Linked DNA regions of Homo sapiens: region 2 is linked to region 1. Evidence: chromatin contacts called from ENCODE Hi-C or POLR2A ChIA-PET data. All regions are on one chromosome and are shown on one strand. The core of a region is the stretch at or near the end of the contact, and the rest is flanking DNA. Distances in the headings are between cores, read along the strand shown.

The links. Hi-C counts contacts between places; a loop is a spot of excess contacts on that map. ChIA-PET counts read pairs that join two places held with the same protein, here RNA polymerase II (POLR2A). Pooled maps may share reads with other maps.
Region 2: a loop to region 1 is called in a pooled map, with 6 times the contacts of the local background. The contact joins two enhancer-like sites. A Hi-C loop is called at or near these places in 5 of 50 pooled maps. POLR2A ChIA-PET finds 5 or more read pairs at or near these places in 6 of 52 experiments (AG04450, CD4-positive, alpha-beta T cell, H1 and 3 more).

The regions. Positions count from the first base shown.
Region 1 is chr9:33,317,322-33,323,454 of GRCh38, forward strand. NFX1 (nuclear transcription factor, X-box binding 1) reads left to right here. Exons shown (of 24, transcript NM_002504.6): 8 at 1,410-1,509; 9 at 1,589-1,806. Among named protein-coding and RNA genes, the nearest start is that of NFX1, 30 kb to the left of the region's middle. Within about 2 kb of position 3,595, at least 6 of the 41 ENCODE cell types and tissues checked have a DNase peak (open chromatin) inside an H3K27ac peak, as active enhancers do.
Region 2 is chr9:33,411,685-33,417,817 of GRCh38, forward strand. No RefSeq gene overlaps it. Among named protein-coding and RNA genes, the nearest start is that of AQP7, 12 kb to the left of the region's middle. RefSeq lists enhancers at 2,890-3,421, 3,422-3,952. Within about 2 kb of position 3,932, at least 8 of the 41 ENCODE cell types and tissues checked have a DNase peak (open chromatin) inside an H3K27ac peak, as active enhancers do.

The DNA of each region.
Region 1 (6,133 bases), core at 2,345-4,844:
AGTGAGAACATTGCTTGAGCCCGGGAGTTTGAGGCTGCAGTGAGCTGTGTTCACATGACTGCACTCCAGCCTGGGTGACAAAGTGAGGCCCTGTCTCCAAAAAAAAAAAAAAAAGAAAGAAAGAAAAGAAAAGAAATTGCACATGCACTTACTGGAAGATGAAATGTGTATTTTAAAAATAAAGAGTCCTTGAATCTTAAATTCAGCTAATTAAAAAAAAAAAATCAAGGCAGGCACAGTGGCTCACACCTGTAATCCCAGCACTTTGGGAGGTCGAGGCCGCAGTAAGCTGTGTTCACACCACTGTACTCCAGCTGGGCAACAAAGTGAGATCCTGTCTTTAAAAAAAAAAAAATCTAGAGTCTTAATTATGGCCGGGCGTGGTGGCTCACGCCTGTAGTCCCAGCCCTTTGGGAAGCTGAGGCAGGTGGATCACCTGAGCTCAGGAGTTCAAGACCAGCCTGGCCAACGTGGTGAAACTCCATCTCTCCTAAAAATACAGAAATTAGCTGGGCGTGGTGGCGGGCCCCTATAATCCCAGCTACTTGGGAGGCTGAGGCAAGAGAATTGCATGAACCGGGGAGGTGGAGGTTGCAGTGAGCCAAGATCATGCCATTGCACTCCAGCCTGGGCAAGAGTGAGACTCTGTCTCAAAAAAAAAAAAAAAAAAAAAAAAAAAATCTTCATTATAGTGAAACCTTTTGGTTCTGTTTAATGTACGATTTTATTTTATGAGTATTATTTTTAATACCTTATTAGAAGGTTTCTATTTTATTTTTATTGTATATGTGATTTTAAAAATGTGATGTTTTTATAATACTGCATTTATTCTGATCATTAGATCTTATACTCTCATGCCAATTTTTAAATTTCTTTTTGGCAACGGGGACCTTTTTACAAGTGTTTTATGTAAAACCTGACATAAAGTATGAAACCTGTGCTTCTTGGGTTGAAGTGAGGATGGGAAATCCAGATGTCAACTCCTCCACCACTACTACCAGCTTAGCTTGTCTATCTCCTGTAACATCACCAGAGGACCCGCAGGAGCCTCACAGTGAATGGTGTTCAGCCACGGCCTTATGGACCAGATAGTGTTCTCTTAATTTAGAGGTTGCTTCACTCTGATGCTGTTCTTGGAATGTGCTGCAGAGGCACTATGAGATATTAATAGTTTAACAAGGCTTTTTTAATTTCTTCCTATGGTAAAGCTCTTAGGCGGGTCTTAGAGCTGCTGTATGAACTATACTCATTTCTGCATAGGTCTGATCAGTACTCTATTTGGCCTCCCAGATTACAGGCATGAGCGACTGTGCCAGGCCCGCATTTTGTATTTTCTTATAGATTATTTGTGACATTTTAAGAACCCATACATGTTACTAACGTTTTGTTTTTGAAATTTTCTCTTCAAGTATGCTATTGCGGCAGCACCTCCCGAGATGTGTTATGTGGAACCGATGTAGGAAAGTCTGATGGATTTGGGGATTTCAGCTGTTTAAAGATATGTGGCAAGTAAGGTTTTACGTTTTCTTCAGTTGAACTAAAGCTGCACTTTATGCAACAATTATGTAATAGTGTGTTTTCTTAACAGGGACTTGAAATGCGGTAACCATACATGTTCGCAAGTGTGCCACCCTCAGCCCTGCCAGCAATGCCCACGGCTCCCCCAGCTGGTGCGCTGTTGCCCCTGTGGCCAAACTCCTCTCAGCCAATTGCTAGAACTTGGAAGTAGTAGTCGGAAAACATGCATGGACCCTGTGCCTTCATGTGGAAAAGTGTGCGGCAAGCCTCTGCCTTGTGGTTCCTTAGGTAACTAGTAAGCGTAAAGTTGGCTTTAAAAATATTATTGTAAATGGTTGGCAGCAGTGAGTGTTTAAGCAATGTAGAAGTAAGTGCTAGTTACAATATCAGAGGTTTCTAAATATTATGATCATATTTATGTAGGTACGTTTTCTTTCCTCCTCAACATATACTTGTGAAAACCCATACATTTGCCCAAATGATCTCTCTGATTCAGGTATTTTATTGTTAACTCTGGACAACTGTGGTGAGTTACTGTTCCATAGGGGTTATGATTTCTCTTAGGAGCCTGTACTGTAATGAACACTATATGTATTTATACCAATCCAGGGTTCAGCAAGTGTTGAAAACCCTTTTCACATAATAGGAACATGCTAAAATAATTGTGGGTGAGACAGAGTCTGGTTTGGAGACAGAGTCTCGCTCTGTCGCCCCAGCTCGAGTGCAGTGGTAGGATCTCAGCTCACTGCAGCCTCTGACTCCTGGGCTCAAATGATTCTTGTGTCTCAGCCTCCCAAGTAGCTGGGACTACAGGCGCACACCACCACGCCCGGCTAATTTTTGTATTTTTAATAGAGACGGGGTTTCACCATGTTGACCAGGCTGGTCTCGAACTCCTGGCACCAAGTGATCCACCCGCCTTGGGTTCCCAAAGTGCTGGGATTACAGGTGTAAGCCACTGTACCTGGCCAAAGAACTAAAATTGTAAGTACAATAGAACCTCAGCCATTTAGATCATTCAAGGAATGTCAGCCTCTGTAGCTAAGTTTCCCATCTAGCTGAGGATACGAGGATAGCACCTATTGAACATCATTTTGGATGAATATTTTTCTTTTCTTTTCTTTTCTTTTTTTTTTTTTTGAGACAGAGTCTCGCTCTGTTGCCCAGGCTAGAGTGCAGTGGCGTGATTTTGGCTCACTGCAACCTCTACCTCCTGGGTTCAAGCAATTCTCCTGCCTTGGCCTCCCGAGTAGCTGGGATTACAGGCACCTGCAATCATGCCCAGCTAATTTTTTTTTGTATTTTTGTAGAGACGGGGTTTCACCATGTTGGCCAAGCTGGTCTTGAACTCCTGACCTTGGGTGATCTGCCCGCCTTGGCCTCCCAAAGTGCTGGGATTATAGGTGTGAGCCACCATGCCCGGCTGGATGAATATTTTTCTAAAATTTACATTTCATGTTTAAACAGAGTTTACTGAAGGTGTTGTAATTTTTCTCTCATTGACCCAGAGTCATCATTTTTATGAACTCCAGTTACTGTATTACACTGAATGCAGTGGTGCCCTTGGCCTGCTGAGGTTTCTCAGACTGATGCCCCATACCAATGAGCAGTTTGAATTGTTGTATCTGCTTGTTGAAGCTTTTTGTTGTTTATATTCTTATCAGTGCTTTTAGTATGCTTGCCTGTCTACTTTTAGTAATTCCCCCTTTCTTCTGATTTGTGGCTTCTGATTACTTGAATATAGAAACCAGAAAAAGCTCATTGGAATTAGATACAAAGTAATACTATACTGAGCCTATCTGACTCAGTCTTTTGGGAATGTATGTCTGCAGTTTTGCAATGACTTGGCAACTTCTCTCCTGAGTGGGTGTTGAAAGGCCATGCATTTAGAAAAAAATGGAAAGTAGGCAACTGAGATTGAATAGGAAAATTATTTCTAAAACTAACCATGTATCTTGTGAGGTAAAGCTAGAATCTTTAGGTTTGGTTTCCATTTCATCAAAAGGAGAGAGTTCACATTTCTTTCAAGTGCCAGCGTGAATCAGTGGGAACACCCTACTTAATCCTTTTTCTCAATCTGACCTTAAAATTGTGTATAGAGGAGAAGTGCTGTCTTCTTGTATTTTAATATACATTCCAGCTGCATTAGGAAAGCCAGTCATCTGTTGGTTCTCTGCTTGCCATGAAAATGTGTTTATGATATGGAGATCAAATGACTAGTAAATCAAATCCCCTTTCGGAAAGCACATGAGTCAGTTTTATAAGAATTTCACATATAATGACCAGAAATCCTACCCTGGCACTCATGTATCCTGTTGGTGATGAGAGAAGAAGGAAATGTGAAATGGGTAATGCAAAGGGACTTGAGCAAGAGAAGGGTAGTAACTGGCAGTAACAGACCTTGGGATGGGACAAGACCAGGTTAAGGGATAAGAGGGTACCTGCTATACCTCAGCAGGTATCATGGAAAACCTTTAAGGAAATAGGCTGAGTTGACTGAGAAGCTCAGAGACAAGCGTGTGGCTAGCGATAACAATGACTGTCAGGTTTGTTCAGACCTAGCTTATCTATAGAAAGCTCGCTTAGGTCTTTTGTATCTCACTCAGTAGGAAATTTCCATCCCAGAGACACAGCTTCAGTATAAGAGACTGGATAGAGTTCTACTTTAAAGATGGTAGCATGAAGAGCTCCCATAGATCTGCTTCCCAGTAAAGCAAACAAAGCTAGGGAAAACTATAAAAAAGCAACCATCAAGGCTGGGCATGGTGGCTCATACCTATAATCTCAGCACTTTGGGAGGCCAAGGTGGGAGAACTGCTTGAGTCCAGGACTTTGAGACCAGCCTGGGCAACATGGCAAGACCCTGTATGTACCAAAAAACATTTTTTATTTACCTGGGTATGGCGGCACGTGCCTGTGGTCCCAGCTACTTGGGAGGCTGAGGCAAAAGGATCATTTGACCCTGGGATGTTGAGGCTGCAGTGAGCCATGAATGCAGCACTGCACTCCAGCTAGGCTGACAGAGTGAGACCCTGTCTCAAAAAAAAAAAAAAAAATCAACCATTTAAAGTTTCTGGAGGCTGGGTGCAGTGGTTCACATCTGTAATCCCCCACACTTTGGGATGCTGAGGTGGGCAGATCACTTGAGGTCAGGAGTTCAGGACTAGCCTGGCCAACATGATGAAACCCCGTCTCTACTAAAAATACAAAAATTAGCCAGGCATGGTGGCACATGCCTGCAATCCCAGCTACTCGGGAGGCTGAGGCAGGGGAATTGCTTGAACCTGGGGGGCAGTAGTTGCAGTGAACTCAGATCATGCCACTGCACTCCAGCCTAGGTGACAGAGTGAGACTCCATCTCGAAAAAAAAAAAAAAAAGTCTCTAGAAATTGCCCTAAGAGCATACCTCAAATGAAGACATATTTATTCAACAAAATCTTCTAAAACTCTGGTAAACAACAGCAAGAGTCTGTGGCATTGAGCCCTAGCTAGTTCCTTCCTCCTCCCCTCAGCTCAGCTTGACAGATCTCCACTCAGGATAAGTGTGGACAAGAAGATGGGGCTTCTTCTCCCCTCAGCTCCCAGTCAGGTTTACCATATCTCACTGGGAAGGCCACATTGTCAACATTTCTCTACCCCTCCAACTCCAAGTTGAAGAGGCTGAAATTCTGGTGAGTGCAGCTGAGCAGTTAGGGCTCCCTTTCTCCACCAAGCTCCCACTTACAGAATGGAGGCTTCATCCCATTTGCAGCAGAATACTGGAGCCCTAATCGTCCTCACCCCAGCTCACTCGTAGGGCAGAGGTTCCACTGAGAGAAGCAAGCCAAGAAGGCAAGAGGCTACTATCCCACCCAGCACCCAGAGTAGTGCCTCAGAGACCTTTCCCAGGGCGAGAGACAGTTCATAACAAAAGAGAGCTCCGAGGTACTCTCCAAAGGAACTGACTTTATTTGAAACAGTGTGGGGAAGTACAGGCCTAAGGACACTTTAGAAAATGATAACATACCTTAAAGAACAGTAACTAAACTGTAGGCCATCTAGTTCATCAGAGAGAATCAGGGAAAGGTAGCTAAGAGGAGCCCTCTTCAGGTCAGAACAAATCTCAAAGACTTACAGCAAAGACTATTCCTTCCCAAATTTAATTGGATCAGACTGCTGAGCAATTGATGCCCTGGAACATTGTCAAAAACAATAGAACTGCAATTAATGGATCCTTGAGACTGAGCGTAATCCAAATAAGGCACACAGTTTAACAGAGAGATCGGGAATCAAGACAAAGAGAGCCCTGCTTGAAACGACTGTCATTCCAGGGTCAGTTTGTACCCCTAAGGTTGTGCCATCCAAAGAGTGACACCAGCGGCTACATACTGTAGGGAAAATAGACTTCACTGAAATAGTCTAGCCAAGTCACAAAACAAATAAATAAGCAACCACAACAAAAACAAGCTGTGGAGAGGGGAAGCAGTATCCAGAGTTGCTATATAGCTAAAATGTCTAGTTTCCAAGAAAAAGTATGAAATGTGCAAAGAAACAGGGAAAAAAACAGGCAACAGAAACTGCCTTGTGAGAGTGACCAGATGTCAGATTTCACAAAGACTGTAGGATAATCATAATA
Region 2 (6,133 bases), core at 2,682-5,181, 95 kb after region 1:
TGTTGGCCAGGCTGGTCTCAAACTGCCTATTTTATTTTATTTTTATTTTTCTGAAATATGTTAAATTCCAGCTACTCTGTCATTTCATTCCTACATTCTTCAGTGTTCCCTCTAAAATATAGGAACATTTTCTTAAATAATCAGTGCCATACCTGACAAAATATACAATTCCATAGAATGATCAAATACTTGGAATTGTTTCAAAGTGTCTTTTTGCATTGATTTGTTGGATTGTTTGCATCAGGATCCAAACAAGGTCACACATTACGTTGGGTTAAATGTTCTCTTAAACAAGAGGAATTCCCCTTTCTCCATCATTATTTTTTCATGTCATTGACTTGCTGAATAAATGTAGTCCTGTAAGAGTCCCACATTCTAGATTTGTCTGTGTTTTTTCTTTGTAGTGTCATTCAGCTTTTCCGTCATCCCCTGTATTTCTTTGAGTAAGTGGCTGGGCACAGTGGCCCACACCCCTAATTCCAGCACTGTGGGAGGCCAAGGCAAGTGGATCATTAGAGCCCAGGAGTTCAATGCCAGCCTGGGCAACATGGAGAATTCCAATCTCTACAGAAAACACGAAAATTGCCAGGCGCAGTGGCTCACACCTGTAATCCCAGCACTTTGGGAGGCCGGGGCAGGCGGATCATGAGGTCAGGAGATCGAGACCATCCTGGCTAACATGGTGAAACCCCATCTCCACTAAAAATACAAAAAATTAGCTGGGCGTGGTGGTGGGCGCCTGTAGTCCCAGCTACTCAGGAGGCTGAGGCAGGAGAATGGCGTGAACCCGGGAGGCGGAGCTTGCAGTGAGCCAAGATCACACCACTGCACTCCAGCCTGGGCGACAGAGCGAGACTCCATCTCAAAGGAAAAAAATTAGCCAGGCATGGTGGCATGCACCTGTAGTCCCAGCTACTCAGGAGCCTGAGGCAGCAGGATCACTTGAACCTGGGAAGTCAAGGCTGCAGTGAGCCATGTCTGTGCCATTGAGCAAGTCCCTGTCTCAAAAAAAAAAGAAAAAAAAAAAGAGAAAGAAATAAAAAAAAAATATGAGAAGTCAGCTCTGGGCTGGGCGCAGTGGCTCACACCTGTAATCCCAGCACTTTAGGAAACCAAGGCAGGAGGATCGTCTGAGGTCAGGAGTTTGAGACCAGCCTGGCTAACATGATGAAACTCCGTCTCTATTAAAAATACAAAAATTAACTGGGCGTGGTGGTGCACGCCTGTAGTCCTAGCCACTGGGGAAGCTGAGGCAGGAGAATCACTTGAACCCAGGTGGCAGAGATTGCAGTGAGCGAAGATTGCACCACTGCACTCCAGCCTGGGCAACAGAACAAGACTCTGCCTCAAAAACAAAAAAAAGTGGCCAGGTGTGGTGGCTCACTCCTGTAATCCCAGCACTTTGGGAAGCTGAGGCGAGAGGATCACCTGAGGTCAGGAGTTCGAGACCAACCTGGCCAACACGGTGAAACCCCGTCTCTACTAAAAATACAAAAAAATTAGCCAGGTGGGGTGGTGGGTGCCTGAGTAGTCCCAGCTACTCAGGAGGCTGAGTCACAAGAATTGCTTGAACCTGGGAGGCAGAAGTTGCAGTGAGCCAAGATTGTGCCACTGCACTCCAGCCTGGGTGGCAGATCAAGACTCTGTCTCAAAAAAAAAAAAAAAAAAAAAAAAGAGCTCTAATGGTGTATGGTTTATTTATTTTTTATTAATTTTATTTATTTATTTATTTTGAGACAGCGTCTCACTCTGTCACCCAGGCTGGAGTGCAGTGGTGTGATCTCAGCTCACTGCAAGCTCTGCCTCCCGGGTTCACGCCACTCTCCTGCCTCAGCCTCCTGAGTAGCTGGGACTACAGGCACCCACCGCCATGCCTGGCTAATTTTTTTGTATTTTTAGTAGAGACAGGGTTTCACCGTGTTAGCCAGGATGGTCTCGATCTCCTGACCTCATGATCCGCCCGTCTTGGCCTCCCAAAGTGCTGGGATTACAGGCGTGAGCCAACACACCCTGCCTGGCTTTGTTTATTTTTTTGAGACAGTCTCGCTCTGTTGCCCAGGCTGCAATGCAGTGGCGTGAATGTTGCTCACTGCAGCCTTGACTTCCCGGGTTCAAGTGATTCTCTCAGCTGGGACGACAGGCGCATGCCACCATGCCACGCTAATTTTTGTATTTTTTGTAGAGATGGGGTCTCGCCATGTACCCAGGCTGGTCTCGAACTCCTGGGCTCAAGCAACCCACCCACCTCGGCCATCCAAAGTGCTGGGACTACAGGCACGAGCCACCGCGCCCGGTCTGGTGTGATTTTATTTAGGTTCAGTCTTGCATGTGGGCTGGAGCAGCGGGTCCTCTGTGGAGGTGCTGCATGCTTCCTATTTCATCCCATCAGGAGACACGTCATGTCTAGCTGCCCATGCTCAGTGATGCCAACTGCTCAGTGGCTTCAGGGAGTGACAGCCTGACCCCTCCATTGTCACATTCCCCCCGTCCCCCGCATCAGTACTTCGCCTTCTGCTTTTATTCTTTGATTTCTGCCTAAACCCATTTCATAATCTTTCCACAGTAAAGCATTTTAAAGGAAAAGCTCCAAGCAGCAATTTCCTAACCCACAGGAAAGAAAGAGTCTAAAAATGGTAGAGACTCAGGTACCAGGTTAATCGGAGCAGGGAGGAGGCTCAGGATAAGGGACGCATCATGAGAAGGAGGAAGGAGAGACTGAAGTGGTGGCCGGAAGGAGCAGTGGAAAAACCCAGAGACCTCCTGGCCAGGAGCCTGAGTTTGAGGCTGGTTTGAAGTTTCCCTACTCAGGGCCCCACCTGGGTGTGAGTTGTTTATAGCTCAGGCTTTTTAGACAGACAGACCTGAACTTGAATCCAGCTCAGCTTCTTAATCAGCATTGGGTGACTTAAAGCAAGAAATTTAACTGGGCTTCTTCATCTGTAAAATGAAGATATGAATCCTTATCTTGCAGGGTTGTTGGGAGAATGGACTGAGTGGGCAGGGGGCATGGCAAGGGCCTGGTAGAGTAAACTCTCTGGGTGGTGGGTAGGAAGCCCATCTGAGGGAGGGAAACTCTGTACTCCACACCTCCTGTCCTTCTCCTGCCCTAACAGATTCTTGCCTGATGCCAGGGCCAAACTAGAAGTGCTGGGAGTAGAGTATAATATGCTCATTCTGCAGACAGCAAGAGCAATGCTCAGGGACATCCACCTTCCTCTTCAGCCGCTCCAATGGTGTGTCTGGTCTCCCAGCCCTTGCCATTGCAGCCTAGTGGCTTAGCTTTCTGGACTTGAACCCTTGGTCACCCCCTCAGTCTAGGGGCCAGGCTGCCCCAGGCACCCTGCAATTGCCAGCCCAGTTAACAGGCAGCCGACTCACTGAGCGGGTGGGGGTTCCAGGCATGACAGGGCCTTGGGCAGGCTGCCTCCTGGGGACAACTGGCTTGCTGAGCCCGTGACGGGTGGGGCCATTTGATTCCCAGACGATTTCTCCTACACTGGGAACATAGCAGATGCACAATAAATGTTGAGAGAATGGAGCTTTCCCCCACTGAGTGGGAGAGAAACAGTTTGTCAGGTGACTCTGCCTGTGGGGGCGTCCTGGGCATCCCCAGGAATTCACGGCTCCAAGCCCTTGAGCCCTGGGCGAGGGGGTGCGGGGGAAGCACCTGGGGTGGGGCAGTGAGCCGGGAGCTCCTCCTTTCTCCTGTTCCAGCCTGTCTACTCCCGCCCTGCACGCCCCTACCCACAACCCTGGCCCCTAGTTGAGCCTCTCACTCCTTTCACAGCAGCTGAGGCAACCCAGCCAAGAGCCTCAGTGAGATGGGTTTGGGTAAGGTGGAACCTTAACCCCCAGACTCCCAACCTCATCCTGTTTTCAGCACCCATGAGACTGGCTCTAGCACCCCCTGCTGGCAGCCGAAGCTGACTCCTTTAGCCTGAGTCCACTGGAGGTGTCACCCGTGCGTCCCCAACTCCAGTCCCCTCAAGGGCTCCACCCGGCCCAGCCCACATGCCTTTGTTGTGGCTTCCAAGTTTTCTTTTCCACGTCACCTGCGCTGCTTGCTCTCTGGTTTTGTTGACTTTAGTGCTGTCTCTGTTTGCTCTGGCTGAGCCAACAGCCTCAGGATGAAACTCTGAGCCCAGGAAGTGTGAACCTGAGAGGCAGCAGGCTGGGGGTGGGGACGGAGGCAAATGAGAGACAGGGTAAGATCTGAGCTGGTTCCCGGGCTCAGGCTGGAGTTCATGGCAGCTCACTCCAGCAGCAGGGTCGGGGCCCATGGGCAGGGATGGGTGGAAGGATTTTTCCAGCCTCACTGAGAGCAGGTCTTGGCCTGTCACATCACTGTTTTGAAGTTTATTTGGAAGCTCAGCCCCAGAACTCTAATGCCTCACATCTCCAGGAGGTCTGAACCCCTCTGTGGGGCAGTGCAAGTTCCCTGGAGGCTGCGATCTGATTTCAGCCCCTAGTCCTTCAACCGAGCAACACAGGGGACACCACCATCCCCCATAGGAAGCCTCCAGGACCGAGCTTTCCTGACTTTCCGTGCGCCTCCATGAGAATCTGTTACCCAGCAGCCTGGCAAGGTGACCCCACAGGGATTATTGCCCCTCTACAAATTGAGCCCCAGACATGGTAAAGGGACATCTCCAAAGTCACCAAGTGAGAGCTTCCTGGCTCCTAGTCCAGACTCTTTGGCCCTCTTCAAGCATCTCTCAGATCATGGAGTGTGATGGGAAGGCAGCACCAGGCCCCAGGTGCCGGGGCAGGGGCCAACACACCAAGTTGTGGAGTGTGCATACAGTGCCACACAAACCAGGGGCATGCGCAACCTGGGGCTGACGTGCTCACCCCACAGCCCCTCAGACCAGACGCAGCCAGGACCCTCACGTCCCTCCTGCCTGCAGAGGGGGTAAGAGAAAGCAATGACTGAGTGCCCACCTGCCACTCACTGCTCCCAGCCTGCCTGTGTGGCCTGTGGGGTGTAAATGCCGTCTCAGGGTTAGGACAGTGGAACCACCCTGGCCTGCAGCCGGGAGCTTAGGGATAAGGTTAGGGAAGCTGCTGCCGTCACCACAGGCTTAGGGTGCCCAGCTCTGCCAGCTGATCCAGCCAAGTCCTTCTTGGGGAAGATGAGCTGTCATTAGAGAGCCCTTCCCACCTCTCAGACCTCCGCTTCTTATGGCTCGACAGGCTCTGAAGCTGCAATCCTTCTTTTCAGGAAGACACCTGTCACATGTGCGTGTGCTCTGGGAAGTGCTGTGTGTTCATCCACACTACCTCCGCCCATGCCACATGCCCCCTTCGCACCTGTGGCACACAGTCTAGGGGGCTGTGTGCCTGGGGACTCCCTATGTATGCTCAGTCAGACACGGGTACACATCTTGGACCCAGGTGTGTAACACAGCATTGCGCCCATATAGGTGAACACACAGGTGCTATATTCTGCATCCCTCCTACCCCTTTCAGAGCAAGGACCATTTGAGGGTGAGGGGTGAGTCACCTGCCAACCTGTGGGACCTGCTGAGCTAGCAGGATGGGAAGCCACAAGCTGACAGCTGTGGCTTCAAGGGACCAACACCCTGCGTGGGGCCCGCCCAACCACCAGCCTCCAGCGCCCCCAAACCCCTTACCTCCACCCTTATTAAATCCTACCCACACCCTCAGCCAAGACTCATGCCAGAAAGGCACCTCTATTCCTTTACAATATATATCTGCAGCTGAGCTGTCGCTGCACCTCATGGGCTACTACCAGACCTCTGCTTCTGTACAGATGCCTCAGGGAAAAACCAGGGTGGCAGCAGGACCCATCCCTCTCCTCTCCTCTGTCCAAACCCTGAGACTCCTAACTATGCCCCCCATGGAACCCCTTCTTGTTGATAATTCATACCTTTTGCGCCTCTTATTGAGCACAGAGCCCCATTCTAGGCCCAGACGGGCTCTGTCCCCTCCTGCCCTCTCTCACCTCTGTATTCCTGCTCAGAAGTCTGTCCCCAAGTCTGGGAACTCCCTGAGGACAGAGGGGCAGTCTGCAAACATAGACAGAAAACCAGGAAACCCGAGTAGCCCAGGTGAGTTGATCGTCCCCCAGATGAAGGAAGCTGGTTAAAAGCCCTCCTGGCTCCTCCTGTGC